Regions from separate parts of the Homo sapiens genome. Here region 1 is linked to region 2. The links are chromatin loops, found by intact Hi-C in ENCODE. Cell type or tissue: K562. All regions are shown on one strand. Links, peaks and the distances in the headings refer to the core of each region. The heading gives the core; the rest is flanking DNA.

What was found. A loop is a pair of places that touch in the nucleus more often than their neighbours do. Peaks named below come from ENCODE experiments on the same cell type or tissue, not always from the same donor. Only the 100,000 strongest peaks of a DNase experiment are listed, where the experiment ranks them.
Region 1: a loop joins it to region 2, with 2.6 times the contacts of the local background. A loop is called at or near these places in 9 of 110 quality-filtered maps.

The regions. Positions count from the first base shown.
Region 1 is chr14:33,910,664-33,922,887 of GRCh38, forward strand. No RefSeq gene overlaps it. Among named protein-coding and RNA genes, the nearest start is that of EGLN3, 34 kb to the right of the region's middle. RefSeq lists an enhancer at 6,611-6,755 and a cis regulatory region at 6,674-6,681. In K562, for the core only: no CTCF peak of the experiment used is centred there; DNase peaks (open chromatin) are centred at 4,648, 6,258, 6,738 and 7,168.
Region 2 is chr14:33,842,570-33,854,793 of GRCh38, forward strand. No RefSeq gene overlaps it. Among named protein-coding and RNA genes, the nearest start is that of EGLN3, 100 kb to the right of the region's middle. In K562, for the core only: a CTCF peak has its summit at 6,817 (motif pointing right); a DNase peak (open chromatin) is centred at 6,822.

The sequences.
Region 1 (12,224 bases), core at 4,116-9,115, 68 kb after region 2:
CTCGCACAGGGTCAAGTATTACTCGTCTACTCATTCCATTTTCCCAATGAGTCAAGTGAAGTATAGAGGCAGAACGCACCTTGGGAAATGCGAAATGAGAAAAAGTGCCTTCAGCTGCTGCCCCACGGCAAGGTGCCTTCCATTCCTCCACCCTTCCATCCAAGCTCCCTAAGCCAAGGTCTTATTCGGCTCTGCTTGGCACTGTCTGAAACCCCTATTTCCTGCTTCTCTTGCTCTCAGAGTCCAGGTGTCAAATGGCGAAACTGTTTTGCAAGTCAGTGCGCATACAAGGAGGCAAATAGGTAGCTTTCCATTATTTAAATCTTCAGAGATAAGACACTAACTTCTTCTACCAGGGCAGTAGTTATCACAGTGTCTGTATTTATTAAACAAGCATGAATATGCTGGTCATCGTGTGGCAGGCACTGTTGTAATCACTTCACAAATATTCACTCATTAAGCCTCATAAAAGCCAACAGGAAATATGTTCTATTATGAGCCCCATTTTATAGACAAGGAAGCTGAGGCACAGAGAGGGTAAGGAATTTTCCTAAGGTCACACAGCTAGTAAGCTTAAGGCCAGTTTCAAAGTTTCAATACTTTCACCTATACACGGTAGGGTTAACGCACCTGATAGTAATAATTTAAGCATACTCTTAGAATGGACCCTGTATGGCAGATGCCACCTGAATGTGTGTTTTGAGCTAGGGAATCCAGGCATGCCCAACCCGGAGATTTATTATTTGCCTATGGTAAATATCCGAGCCCTGGGTCCATCCCGTGGAATATGGGCTGTAAAGGGCATTGAGGCCCTTAGTGTTGGGTTAAATGAAGGTTGCTAGGTAGAGGTTGTTGAGGGGAGGGTGTTAAGTGAAAATGCTACATAAACAGCATGATGTTTGCAGGTGGTAACAGTTCTCCTGGCCAGCCCACTGCCACTGGACTCTCTCTCCTGTAAATAAGCACCTAATAAAACCCCATGTCTCATTTATTGGTGCTGGGGTTCTTCTTTGGCCTCTTAAACTTGGTGCCTTCTCTTATTGAGGTTCATGGGGGTTCGAAACAACTTACCCACAAATACAAGTTTGGCTTTTACCATTCTAAATCCTCAGAACGGCAAGTCCACTCTCCACTTAAAATTAGAGGAGAGGTCCCTATTGCAGTCTCAAGAGATGTGAAAGAGATGTTTGGGCAGAACCCAAATAAGGATGTATCGTTTCCTTAGAAGCTAGGTCGGTCTTAGGCCTTTCTGTTCTGTTTGTTCCAAACAAGCAGTGACAGCAATCTCAAACTTCCCCTGTCATCTGAAGTCAGCCAGTATGCCATGTCACCATCTCCCCTTGCTTGCTAGTAACAACCAACATGGAACTGATAATAACTAAGACTGTTACCTTTCCAGTTTAACATAAACTAGAAACCTGGCCCTGCTGGGGATTGGCAGATACAGTCCATGGGATGAGACTGGTAAGAGCTGTAGGGTCAGGGAGTGTGCATCTGCCCTGGTCCCTCAGTCAGAGCCCCAGTCCCCGGCTCCTTTCCTCCGTGTGTTCTGCAGCCACAGTCCAGGCAGCTGTGGAGGCAGCAGAGCCCAGTGAGTAGAACGGAGGGAAATTCAGGGACACTGACCCTCAGCTGAGACCTCCACAAGCTGATGTAACAGACCTGTCTTCACCAAAATGTTTAACACTCCTGGAAGGATGAAAAAGTATACTTTTAGCAAATTGTAACTGTTCACCTCTTAAGTGACAAGTGATTTGAATTGCTTCACTTCTGGTTTTTTTAATATAGTCAAATTTATTAATTATGTCTCTGAATTTTCAGTTATATTTAGAAAGCCTTTATGTACATCAAGGTTAATGAGGAAATCACCCATTGCTTACATGCTATCACTTTTTACATTAAAATTTCAAACTCATTTGGAGATTTTTCTTGCATGTGGTGTGAAATATGGGTCTGATTTTATTTTATTTTCCTTTTATTTTTAGTCAGCATGTAATAATTTTGCCTATTTATGGGATACAGAGTGATTTTCCATACATGTATACAATGTGTAATAATGAAATCAGGGTAATTAGTATATTCATCACCTCGAACATTTATCATTTTTTTTATGTGCTATGGACATTCAAAATCCTCTCTTCTAGCTTTCTGAAAATATACACTAAATTGTTGCTAGCTATATTCACCCACAGTGCTACAAAACACTGGAACTTGTTCTCCCATCAGCTGTCACTTTGTGTCTGTTGACCAGTCTCTCCTCCCCTCCCCTCCTCTCCCCTCCCCACCAGCCTTCCTAGTCTCTAATAACCACAGTTCTACGCTTTACTTCTATGAGCTCAATGGTTTTCTTAGCGCTACGTATGAATATGAATATTTGGTATTTTTCTGAGCCTGACTAATTTCACTTAAAATGAGGTCCTCCAGGCTCATTCATGTTGCCACGAATGACAGGATTTCATTCTTTTTTGAGGCTGAGTAGTATTCCATTGTTTCTGTGTACACCACATTTTCTTTATCAGTTCTTCCACTGATGGACATAGGTTGCCTCCATATTTCTGCTATTGTGAATAGAGCTGCAATAAACATGGGGGTGCAGGTATCTCTTTCATAAACTGATTTACTTTCCTTTGGATAAACCCACCCAGTATTCATTTCTGTTTTTTTGTTTTGTTTTGTTTTATTTTGTTTTGAGATGGAGTCTCGCTCTGTCACCCAGGCTGGAGTGCAGTGGTGGGATCTCGGCTCACTGCAGCCTCCACCTCCCAGATTCAAGCGATTCTCCTGCCTCAGCCTCCCAAGTAAGTGGGACTACAGGCACCCGCCACCATGCCTGGCTAATTTTTGTATTTTTAGTAGAGACGGGGTTTCACTGTGTTGGCCAGGCTGGTCTCGAACTCCTGACCTTGTGATCTGCCCGCCTTGGCCTCCCAAAGTGCTGGGATTACAGGTGTGAGCCACTGCACCCAGCCTCATTTCTGTTTTTGACAGACCAAAAGAGGGAAAGGGCTCCTATGTGATCTGGAGGGGATGGAATGGGTTCCTATACCTGAACCTAACCCCGGTGCTGAATGACTCTAGAGTCGATGAATAAATATACTAGCCCTTCAGTGAATAATAACAGAAATTCAAGTCAGGTACTGCCTTCAGGTCCTGCAGGATACTTTAGGGGCAGACAGGATTCTTGAAACTTCTTATACTATGCCAGGCAAAGCACATCGGCTCTACTGCTTATATTCCTAGAAAAGGAATGCCTGCCATTGCCTGCTCTGCCCACATCCCCTTCTGAGAGAAACAGCTCTAAACAGCCATATAGGATAGGATACCCCATGATTTTACCCCATCCCCTCCATCTACAGCACTTGTGAACATGTGGCCAGAGGTCAGGCAGTCCATCCAGACTTCTGGTCTGGCTCATGAAGATGAACTTTGTATGGCTGGGTGCAGTGGCTCACACCTGTAATCCCAGCACGTTGGGAGGCCGAAGCAGGTGGATCATGAGGTCAGGAGTTCGAGACCAGCCTGGCCAACATGGTGAAACCCCGTCTCTACATAAATACAAAAAAAAAGTGAGCTGGGCGTGGTGGCACGTGCCTGTAATCCCAGCTACTCGGGAGGCTGAGGCAGGAGAATTGCTTGAACTGGGACCCGGGACGCAGAGGTTGCAGTGAGCCAAGATCACGCCACTGCACTCCAGCCTGGGCTACAGAGCGAGACTCTGTCTCAAAAAAAAAAAAAAAAAAGATGAACTTTGTAAATCATATTTTTTTCTTGAGAATTGGAAAACTGAAGGCAGCTGGAATAGCTAGAAAGTCACGTGGGGCCCCAGGGTCCAAAAGAAACTGAGCAGCTGAGAAGAGCGGGGCGGCAGAGAGAGTCAGATGGCTGCCCTGAGAGTTTCCTCAGTCCTAACTGTTCTCTTGGCTTCCAGTTCTAGTCCAGTGTGGCTTTGGTCCCTGTTCTAGATGTCCATGACATTTCCTCTTGAACCCAGTCACTAGGAGAGCACCACCAGAGGACAAGCATGGTGGCCCACCAAGTAACAGCAGAACATGGAATAAAACTTTGACCTCCAAACCAAAACTGATGTGTCTGTCCCAAAAACCAGGTGTGATCATGAATATACTTAACAACTAGGTGGCACAGGCCCCACTGATCAGAATGGAGGTCTGCCCTGTTGCAGGCCGGTAGTGAAAGTGCAGGTGCATCCTGGCTGCCTGCTCAAGTCAGGAACATCATGGCACTTGGAGGAAGGCCATTGAGAACAGCTTCATGTCCATCTCTGAATGAGACAATGCTGCAAACACTCACCATAAATTATCAAGTGCAATACAATCTTCAAATTGCTCCCACCCAGGCTTGGCTCCTCAAACCTCACTCCTGGTGGATGATGCCTGAAAGGAACATGACAGAGCCTTCTGACAGACAAGGAAATGACCCTGGTCTGCCACACAAACCAATCCTTAGGTGGAACCAAAGTAGTCATTTCAAATTGTGGTTCCTTTATATCCACCTGAGTTAGAATGGGCCAGGGTGTGGCCATCAGAGGGAGGTGGGATCTTTCTGAAGCCCTTGGAGGAGACTTTATAGGTCTTTGTAGAGAAGGAAATGCAGTGCAGATCACCATGGTGAAAAGCCGAGACATTCCCTTCTATGACTCATTCCTTCCAGCAGGCCCTGTTGAGCGGTTATGCCCTGCCAGTGATGTCCACACGTCTTAGTTTGCACATTCCCAGTGAGGTTCATACAAGCAGGTACCCACTGCATAATGTTAAGGTTGACATCTAGATTTTTCACTTTAAGCTTGAATAGCTACAAGGAATACGACTTCCAGTATATAGTAAACATCACCATTTTAAAATAAAACTGTTTCATTACTCTCTTAAATGTAAAACCTGGATAGTGAGATAGACCATGGGCAGGTGAGATGGAAGCAACATTAGGATGGAAATCCTTTTTAAGGAGCTGAGATCTAAATGGCCCATCATCATCCATGGAAAGTAGAAAAGGGAGGAACACTTTAGGCAGAGGGAAGAAGTGCAAGCCCTGAGGCAGAAACAACCTTGACTTGTTTGAAGAAGAGGAAAATGGCAGTGTCAGGAACATAGCAAATAGGGGAAAGCCTAGTAGGAGAAAGGCTGTGAGGAGCAGGCAGGGCTGGATCATGTGAACTCTGGAGGCCATCTGTGTCGACTGTTTTCCCTTTGCCTCTCCACATTCTCTATCCTTATGGCCCTACTCTGAGCCACGGGAGCTCGACCTGCACAGGCTATGTCAACAGACTCCATTGACTGCTAACTTCTAGATGTGTTTAGCCCGGGATGTGCTCCTGCAGGTCTGAAGTGGGAAAAGGGGAAGGCCGCGGTGTTTATTCCCTTCATTCTCTTCTTGCGGGCCTCTCTGTTTCTGGGTACTGATTTCTTCCCATACCCCGCACCCTTTCCTGCCTCTGAGTGGTGGTACCACCTGCTGTTGCAGCCTAGGGCACGGCACTAGGGTTTCCCTAGACCCTCCCCACCTTGTGGTTTTCCTATACCCTCCCTACTGTGGTAAAATGTGCCTGTATTTAACTGTCCTCCAATTATCCTAATTCATGTGTGTCTCCTGGGATCTGTTGCTACACCATGATGAGGTGTGTAATTTTGTTAGTAGTATTCTTAAGTCATTTGGTAATAATCTTTCATCCTGTGAAGCTACAACATGGATTTTTTTAAACTCTTGTTTCCAAGTGCCTAATACAGTGTTATAGGAAATGCTTAGTGACTGCATACACCATGCACAACAGAGCCAAGTGTACTTGAGAGACAACTGGTCCGTTGAGAACAAAATGCATTTGGAGGCCATGAAGTTCAAGTTGAGAGCAGCATTCCCATGCACACCTCTCTCTGGGGAATGCAGCCAGTCCCTGCAAACCCCATTCCCCTCTCCAGGTTAAAAAGTTCCTCTTCACCCTGATGTTAGTTTGAAAAGTTTCGGCCATAACCATATTTAGTTATATTTAGGGAGAGGGGAGTGGTGGGTCAAAGGCTTAAAAAAAAACCCAAGAATGTATATATACTTAAGTAGCTAACAGTTTACTCCTAACATGCTTGTCTGGGAAAGCCTCTACTGGAGATCACGTGACAACAAAACAAAACACCCTTTCTCTTCATTTGGGTGGACAACTGGTTTAGTTTGATTAAATCTCAAACCAAGAATCATCATGTAAACTCATGGCTTAGTTGTCACACTGTGGAAGCCTTAAGCAGCTACAAAACTGCTGCTGATAGGAGACTAGTCCACACTCATCACTGCAAGTCACAGCTGTCTTGTTGTTTTTTAAGCGGGTTTCCTTCATCAAGATAATATAAATTTATGATAAAATGAAATTTACAGACAGCCCAGAGAGGAAGCAGGAGGTAAGAGTGAATTGCCTGGTTAAAAACAGGAACATGTGCAGAGGAGAAAGTTTCCCTGCTCTTGGAAGCCAAGCCAGGTTCCCAGTACCCTGACCAGCTGCTCCCATTTGGAAAAACCCTGGCACAAGATACCATACCAGACGTTCTGCACATGCCTCCTGAGAAAGCCAGAGAAGGCTGAGAAGTATATGGGCCCATGAAAATAAGAAGCAAAGAGGAAAGGGTGTAGAAGTTGGTTAAAAATAAAACTTATCAGATGAGAATTAGGTCCTGAGAATGTTATCTCTCCCCACAGGAGGGTGGAAAAGAAAATAGGCATGTCAAGGAGAACACAGGCCACAGGATGAATAAGCATAAAAATAGGAGGAAATGATCAAGCAAACATGCCAAACAGCCAGAGGACGCCTCTCATCCTAGAAGTGCTGACTTTCCAGGATTGCTCGCCTTCCCTCACCTACTCCCCCAAGAGAATGAGTCAAGGCCAAAAACCCTGGCCAAGGAACTGTTTCCCGGAAAGAGAGACTTTTTTTCCTCTATACCTTTTTGGACTATTTCCATTTTTCCCCCATGTGCCTAGATTACCTTTTAAAAAAAAAAAAGTAAATGTTTATGGAAACAGTTATTGGAATATTCCTACTCCCAGCATTTTATGACAAGTAGGCTAGTCCCCTAGAGAATCTGGAAACTCCAGATAGTTGGTGAACACTTAAATCCTCCCCCAGCTGCTCCCTACTGCTCCCCTTGTCCACACCCAGCCCTGGCTGCAGCCCTGAAGTGAAGAGGCTTGCTGGGAACCCCCATGCTCCATCCCTGTAGCTTTTCAGAGATCTGTGAACTTGATCTACTCCCTAAGCTCACTTCAAAACATGCACCCAGTCATAAGGGATATGCGGTTTCCCTCAAATAAAAGGCACAAAACAAAGACTACAAGCATACCTCATTTCACTGTGCTCCACTTTCTTCTGCTTCATAGATATTTTTTCTAGCAACTCTGCATTAAGAAGACTACTGGAACCATTTTTCCACAGCACATGCTCACTTCGTGTCTCTGTCACATTTTTGGTAATTCTTGCAGTATTTCAAACTTTTTCATTATTATATTATCTGTTATGGTGATCTGTGACCAGCGATCTTTGATGTAAACTATTGTAATTATTTCGGGGTCCCAAAAACTGTGCCCATATAAGATGATGAACTTAATTGATAAATTTGGTTTGTGTTCCAACTGCTTCACCAACTGGCTTTTGCCCTCTCTTGGCCTCCCTATTCCCTAAGACACAACAATCTTGCAATTAGGCCAATTAATAATCCTACAATGACCTCTAAGGGTTCAAGTGAAAGGAACAGTCACACATCTCCAACTTTAGGTCAAAAGTTAGTTGGTGAGGAAGGTATGTCGAAAGTTGGTGAGGAAAGTATGTCGAAAGCTAAGATAAGCCAAAAGCTAGGCCTCTTGCACCAGTTAGCCAACTCGTGAATGCAAAGGAAAAAGTCCTGGAAGAAAACTAAAAGTGCTACTCCTGTGAACAAATAAGCAAGTGAAAACAGCCTATGGTTGATATGGAGAAAGTTTGAGTGGGTTGGATAGAAGACCAAGCCAGCTACAACATTCCCTTTAGCCAAAGCCTAATCCAGAGCCAGCCTCTTTCAATTCTATAAAGGCAGAGAGAGGTGAGGAAGCTACAGAAGAAAAGTTGGAAGCTAATAGAGGTTGGTTCATGGGGTTTAAGTTAAGAAGCCATCTCTATAACATAAAAGTGCAGAGTGGAGCAGCAAGTGTTGATGTTGAAGCTGCAGCAAGTTCTCCAGAAGATCTATCTAAGATCATTGATAAAGGTGACTACACTAAACAACAGTGTAGATCAAACAGCCTTCTGTTGGAAGAAGATGCCATGTACGACTTTCACAGCTAGAGAAAAGTAGTCCACCCGATTTCAAAGCTTCAAGGGACAGGCTGACTCTCTTGTTTGGAGCTAATGCAGTTGCTGACTTTAAGTTGAAGCCAATGCTCATTTGCCATTCTGAAAATCCTAATGCCTTTAAGAATGATGCTAAATCTACTCTGCCTGTGTTCTATAAATGGAACAAAGCCTGGATGACAGCACACATGTTTATACCATGGTTTATTAAATATGTTAAGCCTACAGTTGAAACCTATTTCTCAGAAAAAAAGATTTCTTTCAAAATATTACTCCTCATTGACAATGCACCTGGTCACCTAAGAGCTCTGACGGAGGTGCACAGAGATTAATGTTGTCTTCATGCCTGCTAACACAACTTCCATTCTACAGTACATGGATCAAGGAATAATTTTGACTTTCAAGTCATATTTAAGAAATACATCTCATAAGGCCATAGCCGCCATAGTGATTCTTCTGATGAATGTGAGCCAAGTAAATTGAAAACCTTCTGGAAAGAATTCACCATTCAAGATGCCATTAAAAACACTGATTTGTGGAAGGAGGTCAAAATATCAACATTAACAGGAGTTTGGAAGAAGTTGATTGCAATACTCATGGACATCGTTGAGAGGTTTAAGACTCCAGTGGAGAAGGAAGTGCAGATGCAGTGGAAACAGCAAGAGAACTCGAATCAGAAGTGGAGACTGAAGTTGAGACTGAATTGCTGCAATCTCATGATAAAACTTGAACAGATAAGTTGCTTTTCATGGATGAGCAAAGAAAGTGGTTTCTTGAGATAGAGTCTGCTTCTGGTGAAGATTCTTTGCATTAGCTGCATTAGCTCCTAACAAGAGAGCCAGCCTGTCCCTTGAAGTCTTGAAATTGGGCATGGACTACTTTTCTCTAGCTGTGAAATGACAAATAAGAACTCAGAATATTATGTAAATTTATTTTATTTCTTGTAGAGACGAGGTCTCATCATCTTGCCTAGGCTAATCTTGAACCCCTGGGCTCAAGCAATCCCTCTGCTTCGGCTTACCAAAGTGCTGGGATTACAGGTGTGAACCACTGCATCCAGTCTATTATGTAATTTAGTTGATAAAGCAGCAGCAGATTTGAGAGGATTGACTCCAGTTTTGAAAGAAGTTCTACCATAAGTAAAAGGCTATCAAGGCCAGGCGCAGTGGCTCACACCTGTAATCCCAGCACTTTGGGAGGCCAAGGCGGACAGATCACGAAGTCAGGAGTTAGTGACCAGCTTGGCCAACATGGTGAAACCCCATCTCTACTAAAAATACAAAAATTAGCTGGGTGTAGTGGCACACGCCTGTAATCCCAGCTACTCAGGAGGCTGAGGCAGGAGAATTGCTTGAGCCCGGGAGACGGAGGTTGCAATGAGCTGAGATTGTGCCACTGCACTCCAGCCTGGCCAATAGACTGAGACTCTGTCTCCAAAAAAAAAAAAAAAAGGCTATCAAATAGCATTGCATGCCACAGAGAAATCTTTCATGAAAAGACGAGTCAATTAATATGGCAAATTTCACTGTTGTCTTATTTTTAAAATTGCCACAACCACCACAATCTTTAGCAACCACCACCCTGATCAGCCAGCAGCTATCCACATGGAGGAACGACCCTCTACTAGCAAAAAGATTATGACTTGCTGAAGGCTCAGATGATCATTAGCATTTTTTAGCAATAAGGTGTTTTTAATTAAAGTATGTGCATTGTTTTTTCAGGCATAATGCTATTGCATATAGATCCCATTGCATGCTGAATACACACCGTATAGTATAAACATAACTTTTATATGTACTGGGAAACCAAAAAAAATTGTGTGACTCACTTTAGTAATTTTCGCTTTACTGTGGTGGTCTGGAACCAAACCTACAATACCTCTGGGGTATGGACCTGTTAAATTAATTTTTAATGACCTAGTGTTTAGCCACTCCTAAAATAATGAATTTCACTCAACTGCTCTTAAATCTTCTTGCAAAATTATGACAATAAAATACAACAGCCATTGTCTGTTTCTCTCACTTTTAAAAAAGAATCACAGCCGGGCGCAGTGGCTCACGACTGTAATCCTAGCACTTAGGGAGGCTGAGGCGGGTGGATCACGAGGTCAAGAGTTCGAGACCAGCCTGATCAACATGGTGAAACCCTGTCTCTACTAAAAATACAAAAATTAGCCAGGCGTGGTAGTGCGCACCTGTAATCCTAGCTGCTCAGGAGGCTGAATCAGGAAAATTGCTTGAACATGAGAAGCGGAGGTTGCAGTGAGCCAAGATCGCACCACTGCATCCCAGCCTGGGCAACAGAGCGAGACTCCATCTCAAAAAAAGAAAAAAAGAATCACAAAATGGCCTTTATTTTCTGAAAAATTTCAGCCCTCGGGAGCATAAGTACTTCTGGAAAAGCTGACTTTTCTATATGCTGTTTTTCAAATAAGCAAGATCCAAGAAAAAAATGTGGTTTTTCAATACTCAGTTTTTCATGGTATTTAAGTAAGGCAAAGAGCTGTGTTTTAAAGAAATTAAAATAGCATCTTTCTACAGGCTACCATAAAAAAATAGGTAGACATGGCTCAAATGGCTTTAATTAAAAATGTTTATCTCTACTTAATGTCCCTCAGAGGTGACAAAAGTAGGCCATTTAATTTATTCGATGGAGAATTATAATAGAACTCCACTGACATCTCAGCTCTACCTTAAGTCCAAGCTGGGAAGTTATGTGTATCAAAAAGAAAGGAAATCTGTTTCCTTTGCTCCCCCCAAGTGCATCTGACACAAGGACATGAGGGCTGAAGCTTGCACATTGTCCAACTGTCCCAGTGTGCTGTGGCCTAATGGAAGGTCTCCAAATTGCACCCAGGAAATCTCAAGTTTGTTTTCTCTTCCAGATGGCCTACACTGCTTAACTCTGATACGTGAGTGAGAACACGCTTCATGCAACTCATGCTCAGCATTAGCCCAAGAGGCCAATGCTGGATGTAAACCCAAAGTTCCTCCATGATCTCTGAGGCATATGGGAAAGATCCCATTGCAAAGTCAGGAGACAATCCAACTGATGTTTTCTGCTTGTGTGGTTTTTATGGAATAACTGACTCTTTCAGGATGGCCTGACACCCTTGTTCATAACCACAACATTCAATAAAAATATCAAGCAGCAAGCATTTAAAACTCCCCCTCTCCCAACTCCACTCATTCTTGCTCTGTTGGCAGGAAGGAGATTCCAAAGACAACAAATGCTGAGGAGCTGGAAGTCTTGTGTCAAATCCTAGTGTACTACTCCATCACTGCGTAACCTTGGACAAGCCACCTAACCATTCTGAGTACATTTCCTCAGCTGTGAAAGAGGAAGAGCTGACTCACAGTGGTAGCAAAGAATAAATATGTGGGAGCACGTAGCACAGGGCCTGGCATATAGGTATTCTCCGAGTATTTCGAGTCATCTTACCCATTGTTCTCAGCTTCTTTACATCACAACTCTTTAACCTCTCTAGCCATGGCCTTGCAAATGTAAAGGTGGTAAACCATGGTAAATCCTGACCTATCAACACAACAAGAAAACAGCATACTAAAAACCGTATTGGGATGAGAGTAGATGGGGTCTGAAAGTAGACTGGGTCTTTAACATAAACCAGCATATATTATCCAACAGAGTTCAACTATAGACAGCTTCATTTGAAAAGTTTATTTCCTCTGGGCACGGTGGCTCACGCCTGTAATCCCAACACTTTGGGAGGCCGAGGCAGGTGGATCACGAGGTCAGGAGTTTGAGACCAGCCTGGCCAAGATAGCGAAACCCCGTCTCTACTAAAAATACAAAAATTAGCCGGGTGTGGTGGCGGGCATCTGTAATCCCAGCTACTCGGTAGGACGAGGCAAAGAACTGCTTGAACTCGGGAATCAGAGGTTACAGTCAG
Region 2 (12,224 bases), core at 4,508-9,507:
GGTGAATCAGTCCCCAGTCCCTGGGAGCAGCCCTAGGGGCCAACAGGAGGCAGGGGCACCCAGCCCTGCTCTCAGCACTAGCTGTAAAAAGTGCAGAACAATGGAAGCTGGTTGTAAAACTTAAGCAGATCAGACACTATAAAATACTTTGTAATGCACCATTGAGGCGACCAAATAAGAGGCTTGAATAAATTTATATTCCAATTGCTAAACATTACAGTCAATTTAAAAACCCACAAAAGTTTTGCTGAACAACTGTATAAATAATAGATCTGTCGCATTGTACAGTACCTAATAGACTGAGACATAAAACAATTGCAGCTAACTCCCTCTCACCTGTTAAATCATCTCGAAATAGATCTGCTAGCTCAACTCTCTATTTTTTTTCCTTTCAAAAAACACTGTAAGGTAATTCTCAGGTTAATGTGAATTGTATTTATTATTTATTTGCATTTTTTTCCCCTCAAAACAGAAAGCACTAGAAGCTGACAGGGCCAGAAATGTATTGTATCTGAGCCTGCCTTCCTCCCTGGAAGCTCTCCGTCCAACTTTTGGGATGTTTCTCTTCCATTGAGCTATAGTAGAATTATCAGTTGGTGGCTATTTTGTAGAAGTTGAAATCAACGTGCACACACAGTCACACAATAATACACATGCATGCACACATACCTGTATGGGTGTGTGTGCGCACACATATGTGCACAGAGAAGCAATGCAACTTAAAGAATAAGAAAGTAGGCCAAGAGCTAAAGAAAGCAAATTCTGTGTTTCTGTCATAAACATGCTGTGAGAGTGTGGGCAGACTCCCTTTCCCACTGCTTCTGGGTTCCCATCCCAAAATCATTTGATTAGCTACCGATTGCAAAACACACACTGAAACAGTACAGACATGAGGAAGAATAATCTTTCCCTCAGGTATGCATCCACATTTACAACTCAGGAGTTGAACAGCAGAGCAGAAACAAAACCCAAAAAACAACCAAACAGAAAACAATGCTTTTGCAATTCTCACAACCAACTGTAATATCGAAACAATAATTATCCCCCCTTTTCAGACACGGTAACTGGGATATAAACAGGTTAAGGAATTTGCTCAATATCATCTAGCTAATAAGTGGCAGCCCTGGGATTTTAACTCAGATTTCCCTGAGCATGCCATATAGAAGACAGCTGTAGTGCAGACAACTCAGGAACAGATAGGAAACTAACTCCCTTTTCCCGTAATCTATTTGAGGAAGATGGTTCCGAGCTGGGAAGGGGCTGCAGGTGGGTTACCTGTCTGTGTCTCCTACTCAGTATTAGAAACTCGGGTAGGGGAGCTTCATCTTTCCATTCCCGTAGCCTAGTCATAATTCTGTGTTTGGGTAAAGCAAGATTATTCTACAGAAAGAGCGTTAAATCTTGAAGAATGTGCAAGTAAAGAAGCTCGTCTGAGCCTTATGTGATATAGAATCTCTTCTATCCCTACTATTAACCGAAAAATTTCTTTGGGATTCCTTATTTCAAATCCCTGCCTTCCCCCATCCCCCATCAGAAAGGATGCATCCAGTTTATCTTCTTTAAGCCTGACCACAGAACCAGCTTATGAAATGACTGCTCTTGGATCACAAACCCCTTCCCTGGGCCAGTTCGGTGAAGGGAGGAGGAGAGGAAGGGAAGGTCTCCTCACACAGCAGGAGACACCGCCACCTGGGCGGCAGGAGCTGCAGTCAAGCAGTGGGTTTCCCTCAGAAGTGGAGAGGGGGTGTGGGAGGATGGTTGAAGTGCACAGGGTGACTTATCTAATTGAGAGGTGAAATAAGTTGCCCAGGTGTTTCAACTTACCTTCCTTACTGTGTGGATAAGGAAAGCCAGGCCCAGGAAGTCAAAAGACTTGCCCAAGGTGACCCAACTTCACTGTGGCTGAACTAGGACTAGAATGCAACTCTTGTCTCCTGGTTCAGTGCTCTATCTTCCAAAAATGAGTTAAATGCCTGAGAGGGCAAGGAAAAAAGGTCTAAGGACACTGCTCAGAAGCACGTAATCATGTGAGGAGGAAAGGTAAAGGTGGCCCAAGTGTGCCATGATGGATAAAGATGAAAGCTGGGCCAACCCCCTCCAGACTCGGCTCTGTGCTTAAAAAAAAGAAAAAAGAAGAAAAAAAAATACTGAGTGGTGGGGGTGAGGGGTTGGGTTGTGGGACAGGACATAAGTATATATGCTGGTGGCAGAGGTGGGGATAACAAACATTGCTGATGGGAATAACTGCCAAATCCAAAGTAATTGTAGCTATGTGTCCCCCAATTTACAAATCAAATACTTTCATTGATGTCATTACTAAAAAATGCTAACTTCTGCCTGTTTTCCCAGCACTTTGGGAGGCTGAGGCAGGTGGATCACCTGAAGTCAGGAGTTCAAGACCAGCCTGACCAACATGGTGAAACCTCATCTCTACTAAAAATACAAAAAATTAGCCAGGCGTGGTGTCATGCGCCTGTAATCCCAGCTACTCAGAAGGCTGAGGCAGGGGAATCGCTTGAACCAGGAATTCAGAGGTGGCGGTGAGCCGAGATCACGCCACTGCACTCCAGCCTGGGCACCTGAGCAAGACTCCATCTCAAAAAAAAAAAAAGCAAAAAAACAAAAAACAAAAACGCTAACTCCATAAAGGCTTCAAAGGCCCATTAATAGAAAATGAGAGTTGGAATCTCATCTCCTCCATGCCGCTTGGGGGCAACACCTTCATATTTGATTTATTGAGACTTCCCACCTGTGTTTGCCTCTGGAAGCTGGGAGAAGTTGCTAATCTGAAGGTCATCTTCTCTTCTTTCAATGGCTGCAGCACATTTCCAACCTGCCCAAATGCTGGACCTCTGGACATTTTCACAGATTTATTTATTTGAAGTTAACAAAACTTTCCAGTTATCTCAGGACAGGACAAGATGAACGTCAGCTACAAACACTGGCTTGTAGGTTCGGGTTGAGATCTCCCACAGGAGATGAGAGGGAGTTCTCAGCAAAGGCGGATCAAAGCTTCCACAGGCATCTCCACAGACTGAGGCAACCCAGGCCAAGATGACCTTCAGCAACCGGAAGGCCCAACATTTGGTGCCTGGCTTTTTTGCAGGTGGATGGAGCACATGCCGTGGTACAACATTCGGAAAGCCAAGATGCAGCATGCAGCCATCACTGAGGACAGGACTAGGCCAGCAAGGAGGCAGCCACCATGGGGAAGCTCAGGGAAGAACTCCAGGCCCTGGGTGGGTATCCAGCCACAACAAGCCAGGGCCCCAGGCAGAAAGAAACTCAGGGGCTCAGGTCCAAGACAGGTCCTCTTTCTACCTACGGGCTAGTTCCAGGTATGAGCCTTTCCCAAGCAGCCTCAAACTTCTTTCCTGACATCCAGAACTCTACCTGCCCACAGACTTCTCATCTAAGATGTTCCACCAGTACAATGAATGCAACATGTCAAAATGGAACTCAGCCTCCTCCCTTCAAAACAAGCTCTGTCTTCTTCGAGTCCTTCATCAGACAATAGCACCTCCATTCACCCAAGTAGGCAAATAAGAATTCTCAAAATAGCCCCAACTCCCCCCCATTCCTCACTAATTGTGCTTAATTGGTCCCAGCCCTACGACTTCAGATCCATCCCCCTCCTCCACTGTCTCCGGTCAAGTCCTCACCATCTCTTAAACTCCTGTAACAGTTTCCTAATTGGTCTCCCTGGCTCTGGCAGTCCCCTTCCAAAGCATCCTCCACACTGCCACCAGAAACCCAATCTGATCACGTCATTCTCCTACTTTGTAAACTTCAAGACAGTAAAACATGAACCACATAGCTTGGATTTGAAGGTCCTTGTACTCTTGTTCATACCATTTTCCATTCGCCAGCCTGGCAAACTCCTACTCATTTCAAACACCCAAATCAAATGTCAACTTTTCCATGAGACTGTCCCCAGTTATCTCTCCCTCCACTGCTCTTCTTGGCATAATTAATTCCATTCTCTTCTATATGCCCATTGTGTTTCTACTGCGACATTCAAAACATGGGGTTATTATTATTCATCTAGCCGTTGCCTCCTCTGTGAAACAGTAAGTCCATTGAACACAGGCATTGTTTTCTGTATACCCAGTGTTTGATGGGGTATCAATGTAGGGACTCGATCATCCTACAGGGAACAGCAGGCAACTAGGATGCTGTTCTACTCCTCAGATGAAAAGTGAATACTCCCTAGGAAACTGACGCTTTGGTAATTGCTCCTTTTGGATAAAGTTTCTAAATTTAGTATAAATTGGAAACTCAGAACCCTAAGTCAATCACTAAGAAGGATTTTTGTTTTTTACCTGAAACCCTGCTTCACAGCTGACCTGGGTTTCCTAGAAGTCCCTTTTGCACTGGGTATACAAAACAATGCCTGTCTCCAACATAGTAGGTGCTCAGTAAACATTCAATTGATTCAGCCAAGTGCCTAGTTATTAAAGGCAATAGAAGTGAGTTGATGTTGACTACTGATCTAGAACCTTTACATGCCTCTTACATGATATTGGAAATGGTCCTACAAAACAAGCAAGTATTTAGGTAAATTAGACTTAGTTTTGCTTGCCTTTCTCAGAGAATTGCACCCTGTCTACAGCCCCAGCTGACTTAAGAGGCTAGAAGCCTAACAAGCACATGAAAAAATGCTGAATATCACTAATCAGAGAAATGCAAACTAAAACCACAGTGAGATACTATCTCATACCAGTCAGAATGACTAGTATTAAAAAGTCTAAAAACAACAGATGTTGGCAACAAGGCGAAGAAAAGGGAACAGTTATACACTGTTGGTGGGAATACAAATTAGTACAACCCTTATTGGAAAGCAGTATGGTGATTTCTCAAAGAACTAAAAATAGAACTACCATTCCATCCAGCAATCCTACTACTGGGTATCTACCCAAAGGGAAAGAAATCATATCAAAAAGATACCTGTGCTCACATGTTTATCATGTTCACAATATTGTGAGCACTATTCACAATAGCAAAGACATGGAATCAACCTAAGTGTCCATCAATCACACATATGCCACGGAATACTTCTCAGCCATAAAAAAATAAATAAAATCATGCCTTTTGCAGCAACATGGGTGGAGCTAGAGACCATTATCCTCAATGAAATAACTCAGGAACAGAAAGTCAACAAATACTACATGTCCTCACATATAAGTGAAAGCTAAGTAATGAGTATACATGGATGTACAGAATGGAATAATAGACATCGGAGACTCCAAAAGGTGGGAGGGTAGGAGGGGGGTGAAAGTTGAAAAATTACCTGTTGGGTTCGACCTTCACTATTCAGATGATGGGTTCACTAAGAGCCCCGACCTCACCGCTCCACAATACAAGCATGTTAAGAAATCTGCACTTGTGCCCCCTAAATATATATATTTTAAATTTTTGTTTTAAAAAAAGCTATAGTCCAGGTTTATGCCATGTGACCCTATGCCTTTTGACAATAGCTGGTTGGACCAGAGACTGCTCGCCGACCATATGTTTTGGAAACCCATTCTCAAAAATCAAAAGACTGTATAGCATCAACACCAGCATTGACTTTCTATCGAGCCAAAGCTACAGGTAAGAAAGTTAGGACAGAGCTCATCATCATAATAAATGATGATGATGCAATAATAGCTAACATATCTAACACTGTCGACATGCCACATATTGTGCTGAATGATTTTTATCTAATTTCATCCTTACAACAAATCTGCGAAATAGCTATTTCAATGTCTTGTTAGTTCTCCTCCTGTTCCTTATTTTTAACTTAAATCAGAGTTGGTTTCCATTGCTTGCAACAAAGAACTCTGACTAGTACAATTACACTCTCCATTTCACAGATGGGACATCAAACTTAAGACAATAGAACCTTCCCAGTTCATACAGGTAGAAACAGAGAGGTATAGAAGTGAAATCTAGTCCCCCCCACCTCCAGAACCTGTGCACTTCATGATTTACTATCATTTGTACCTCCAGTTTCCATTAGGCCTTTCTGTATGCTGTTTTTGCAATATCTGTATCCTTTATTGGAGATAGCATATAAGCTATCTTTACATTGCTATATTCAAAATGAAATAAAGAAGGAAGAACCAGACAGGAGGTCATGAAAGCAGGTAGTCAAGTGACTGCAGCTGTGGGGAGAAGAATGAGGCCAAAGCTGGGAACCAAGTAGAAAGTGACTCTCCACCCTCACAGTTAGGGATCAAGTCTGTCCAGCTGCTGTGGTTCTGACAGGCCTACATAATTATGGAAAAGCAATCAGAATCTCTCCGTGTCCTCATTAGGTTGAGATGGGCAAGGAACAAATGCTCTGCTTCTCGTCTGCTCTCTGCTCGTGGAGCAGAACGTTGGTTCCTTTTTACATCCACAGCCTCCCAGACAGCATCAGGACACTGAATCCTGGGACTCCATTGTCCTACAGGAACAGCAGGAAACAAGGCTGCTGTTCTACTCCTTGGATGAAAAGTGAATGCTCCCTAGGAAACGGACACTCTGGTAATTGCTCCATTTGGATAAAGTTTCCAAATCTAGTATCTATAGATTCAGAACCCTAAGTCAACCACTAAGAAGCATTTTTGTTTTTTCACCTGAAATGCTCCTTCGCAGCTGATCTGGGTTTCCTAACAGTGCCTTTTGCATGAATGACCTCAAAGCCGCCACAGAGGGAGCCACGGTGCCAGCAGGGCTGCTCTCCTGTTTGCTAGCTTTGCTCTGCTCCTCACTAATAGAAAATCCCCAAGGATGTGGGAACCCTTGGGAGGCCTCTGAGCAAGGCTGTGCCTCAGGGCATGGGAGGAAGTCATCACTAGAGGGCCCCACTGAGCTCCCTTGCCTGCCCAGCAGGGACACCTTCAGACATGGGATTCAGGAATTCAGCCACACAGGAACACCAGAATGAGACCAGAGCTTGGACTGGAGTCATTGCTCTTGAGTTTTTCTATTATACAAACAAGCCTTAGAGGCTGAGACAAACCTTGCAAATCTTCCTCCACCCCAGGTTGAGTCCTACACCCTACCCCTGAGTCCACACCTGGTGCTGACAATCACAATACTTACCACTCTGTTTATGGAAAATATACTTGCTGCATTTTGAGGACTCTGCTACATGATTTCTATGTATTATTATTTTAATTTTTACTTTTTTAGAGACAGGGTCTCCCTCTGTCACCCAGGCTGGAGCGCAGTGGTGCAATCAGAGCTCACTGCAGCCTCCATCTCCTGGGCTCAAGCGATGCTCCCACCTCAGCATCCGAAGTAGCTAGGAATACAGGTGCACACCACCATGCCTGGCCTATTAATTCATTTAATGCTTACAACAGTCCTTTGAGGTAACTATTATTATCCCCATCTACATATGAAGAATCTGAGATTAAGAAAAATTAAGTAACTTGTCCAAGGTGATTATAGCCAATAAGGAGTGAGATTGGAAAATGAATTCAGGCTGACTCAGGAGCCTTTTTTTTTTTTTTTTTTTTTTTTTTTGCGATGGAGTTTTGCTCTTGTTGCCCAGACTGGAGTGCAATGGCAGGATCTCGGCTCACGGCAACCTCCGCCTCCCGGGTCCAAGTGATTCTCCTGCCTCAGCCTCCCGAGTAGCTGGGATTACAGGCATGTGCCACCACGTCCAGCTAATTTTGTATTTTTAGCAGAGATGGGGTTTCTCCCTGTTGGTCAGGCTGGTCTCGAACTCCCAACCTCAGGTGAACCGCCTGCCTCGGCCTCCCAAAGTGCTGGGATTACAGGCTTGAGCCACCACGCCCGGCCAGGAGCCTGACTTCTAAGCCATTAAACCATACAGGCTGCATTTGTTAGCCCATATATTTCTATTGTGCTATTACATCACCCAAGAGCTATCCCAGACATTAAGAAATTGCCCGGCCGGGCACGGTGGCTCACACCTGTAATCCCAGCACTTTGGGAGGCCAAGGCAGGCGGATCATGAGGTCAGGAGATTGAGACCATCCTGGCTAACATGGTGAAACCCCATTTCTACTAAAAATACAAAAAATTAGCTGGGTGTGTGGTGGCAGGTGCCTGTAGTCCCAGCTACTCGGGAGGCTGAGGCAGGAGAATGGCGTGAACCCGGGAGGCGGAGCTTGCAGTGAGTCGGATTGCGCCACTGCACTCTAGCCCGGGCGACAGAGCAAGACTCTCAAAAAAAGAAAAAAAGAAATTACCCTTAGGCTGGGGGTGGGGAGTAAAGAAACGAGATAGGCAATTATTATGTAAGAACAAATATGCAAAAGTATAGAAAAGTTGAGGTACATAATCCTGTCTTGTGGTCAAGGTAAACTCCCCGTGAGAAGGCCGTAGTCCGAGGAGAACAGGGGCAGCAGTATTTGAGGAAGAGGAAACAGCATGCCCCCAAGTCCCAGGGAGGAGAGGCTCACGTAGTCTGCTCAAGGACCCACGTGCAGTTCCCCAGGGCTGGAATGGAGAGGCAAGCAAGGCTGGGTAGCCAGGAGACCAGGCAGGGACCCAGAAGCCGGAGCAGGAGGAGCTGGGACTCCACACTGAGGGCAGTGAGGACCTTGGAAGGGTGGTAAGTAGGAGTGCCCTGACCAGGTTTGTACTTTAAAAACATGCCTGTGGCTTCTGTGAAAAGAATGGATTGGAGGGAGAAGAAAAACCGTGAGGAGGCTACTGGGACAATCTAGTGCGAAATGGCAGGAGCCACAGCACAGAAGTGGATGGGATGCAGACAGAGTCATGTGATAGAGACACAGAATAAACAAAATGCCTGGACTAACTGGATAAGAGAGCAACTGAGGAATCAAGGTTAGCTCCTGGTTTCAGCCTCAGATGACCGAGTGGATGGTGGTGCTGATTTTGCTGGAATAGAGTCAGAGAGGATGAGCAGAGGTAGGGGGGGTGAGTGTAGTAAGAAAGAGGCCAGGATGGAGCCCCAAGGCTGAAGTGGCTGTCAGCGACTCAGTGCACACAGTCAGAGGGCAACTGGATAGACACAGGACTTTAAACGCACAGGTGTTGGTTTTGCCTGTCTCCACTTTGATTGCTAATCATCTAGGGGCAGGGACAACCTCTCTGTTTTTGATTCTCACTGCCTAGGTCACGGGGGCCACTTATCAAATGCTGGATAGGTGAATACATGATATATGCATCTCATACATGAACAGATGGGAGGAGGAGTCCCCGGGGAGTGGAGGGGAGAGTACGGAGAGAGGGAAGGACAGGAGGAACAAACACCAGGACAACAGCAAGAGGGCATGGAAAAAAGGTAGATGGTGATGAGTCTGAAACAATTCTGATTAGTTAAAGGAATAAACTTGGTACGAGTTAGGAAGTAAGTTTTTTTCCCCAAAGTTTAAAAATTAGAAAAAGATGAAATCAAGAGACCCGATACTGGTAGAGTGTTAAAGTGACACAGTTGTGTGACAAGAATATATTTCTCTCACATATTTAGTGAAAATGTGTCAGAAAGAACAAAGCGATATCACTGGCAATAATAGAAACAGACCATTTAAATAAAGTCGCTATCAGAGCTGAGACCAGCTGCCTGTGTGCCTGTGAAATGATCCCCTCCCCCCGTGCCCAAGCTTCATTTGCCTATCAAATACTGACTCCCTTAAGGACCCGTCTAGAATGTCTCAACTCTGCAGGTTTTTGTTTGGATTGTCTCTGAAGCTATTAATACTTTCTAACAGCCAATAGTATATTCACTCCACTCATCTTTAAAAACTTTGGAAGAAGTAAGTTTTAGAAATATTAGGTTAGTGCAAAAGCAATTGCAGTTTTGCCATTAATAACAGTTCAGCGTTTGGGAAGAGATGGGAGAATGGGGATAGGAAACATGATGACCCCAGTGACACAGGGCAAGAAAGGAAGCCCACGAAGGCATGGAGTCCAGGAAGGGAGAAGAGCACAAGAGCAGGTGATGGGTTTCAGGTACAAAGAATTTAAGGCCGTCTTTTGCCCTCATTTTTATTGAGAGGAAAATTAGAGCCCAGAGATTTAGATTTGTTGTTTCTTTATTTAAAACTCTCCAAAGTGTCCCCAATGCCCTTGATATGAACTCTAGCCTTTGAGCCCTTCCCCCACAGCTCCCCATGATCTGCTTCTTGCCTCTGCTTATCCAGGGCTGAAACTAAGACCAAGCCATACTTTTGGGGCTTGGGGGAGGAGAGGGAGGTGGCTTTGGAGACTATACAAGTTTTCTATTGCTATGTAATGAATTACCACAAATTTAGCAGCTTAAAAACAACACACATTTATTATCTCACAATTTCTGTGGATCAGGAATATATTAGGATCTCACAAGCCTGCAACCAAGGTGCCAGCCAGGGTTGGGCTCTCATCTGCAGGTTCTACTGGGGAAGCATCTACTTTCCCACACTCATGGTTATTGGAAACATTCAGTTCCTTGTGGCCACAAGATTCATGGTAGCTTGCTTATTCAAAGCCAGGAACAGAGCCTCCAGCAAGAGGGATGCGTCATTCTTATTTGATCATATGTACTCTATTGCCTTTGCCATAGTCCATTGGTTACAATCAAGATAGAGGTGCTGCCTATACTCGAGAGGAAGGCATTATGCGGGAGGCGTGAACACCAGGAGATGGAGATCACAGGGGCTCCTTTAAACTCATAGTAATAAACTTCCTAAGGGTTAGGAAATAAGTTCTTTTTCCCGAACAGTTTAAAACCTAGAAAAAAATGGAATAAAGATTGATAAAATGTTGAAGTGATACAATTGTGTAACAAGAATATATTGCTCTCACATATTTAGTGAAAATGTATCAGTAAGAACAAAGCTATATCACTGGTAATAAAAGAAAGACATAATTTAAATAAAGTAGCTATCAGAGCTGAGATCAGCTGCCTGTGTGCCCACAGGGGCTACGGCCTGCAGCCTACCTGGGGCACTGAAGCTCTGGAGAGTTCTTCCCACCAGTGAGTGTTGGGTTGGAAATAAAAGATGGACAGTATCGTCTTCCAACACAAACACTAATCAAAATGCTTTAAAAATTATTTTCTCTTTCTAGAAAGTCTTTGGAGGGAAATTTATATATATATACACACATATATATATATATATATATATATATATGTGGCTTGGGGGAGGAGAGGGAGGTGGCTTTGGAGACTATACAAGTTTTCTATTACTATGTAATGAATTACCACAAATTTATATATATATATATCATATATATAAATATATATATTATATATAAAATATATATATTCTATATATATAAAATATATATATTCTATGTATATATATATAAAATATATATATTCTACGTGTATATATATATAAAATATATTCTACGTATATATATATATAAAATATATATTCTACGTATATATATATAAATATATATATTCTACGTATATATATATAAATATATATATTCTACGTATATATATATATAAATATATATATTCTACGTATATATATATATAAATATATATATTCTACGTATATATATATATAAATATATATATTCTACGTATATATATATATAAATATATATATTCTACGTATATATATATAAATATATATATTCTACGTATATATATATAAATATATATATTCTACATATATATATAAATATATATATTCTACATATATATATAAATATATATATTCTACATATATATATAAATATATATATTCTACATATATATATATATATATAGAGAGAGAGAGAGAGAGAGAGAGAGAGAGAGAGAGAGAGAGAGAGAGAGAGAGAGTGTCTTGCTCTGTTGCCCAAGTTGGAGTGCAGTAGCATGATCTCGGCTCGCTGCAACCTCTGCCTCCCAGGTTCAAGCAATTCTCCTTTCTCAGCCTCCCGAGCAGCTGGGATTACAGGTGCACACCACCACACCCAGCTAATTTTTTATTTTTAGTAGAGACGGGGTTGCACCATGTTTGCCAGGTTGGTCTTGAACTCCTGACCTCAGGTGATCCACCTGCCTCAGCCTCTCAAAGTCCTGGGATTACAGGCGTGAGCCACCACGCCCAGCCTAGGAAATTCTATATTTTTATACAAAATCTAGTATTATGCCTAGCTCACAGCATTCCCATAATATGAATTTGTGACTAAATAAACAGACTGGGTTTTGGAAGTACAGTTGTCATTAACAAAACCCATGTAGGTTCCCTGAATCCCAATGTAGTTTTTCTATGCACTTGTCCTTAACACGGAGTTTCTCTCTTTAAAGTTTTGTCAAAACTCTTATAATTGCT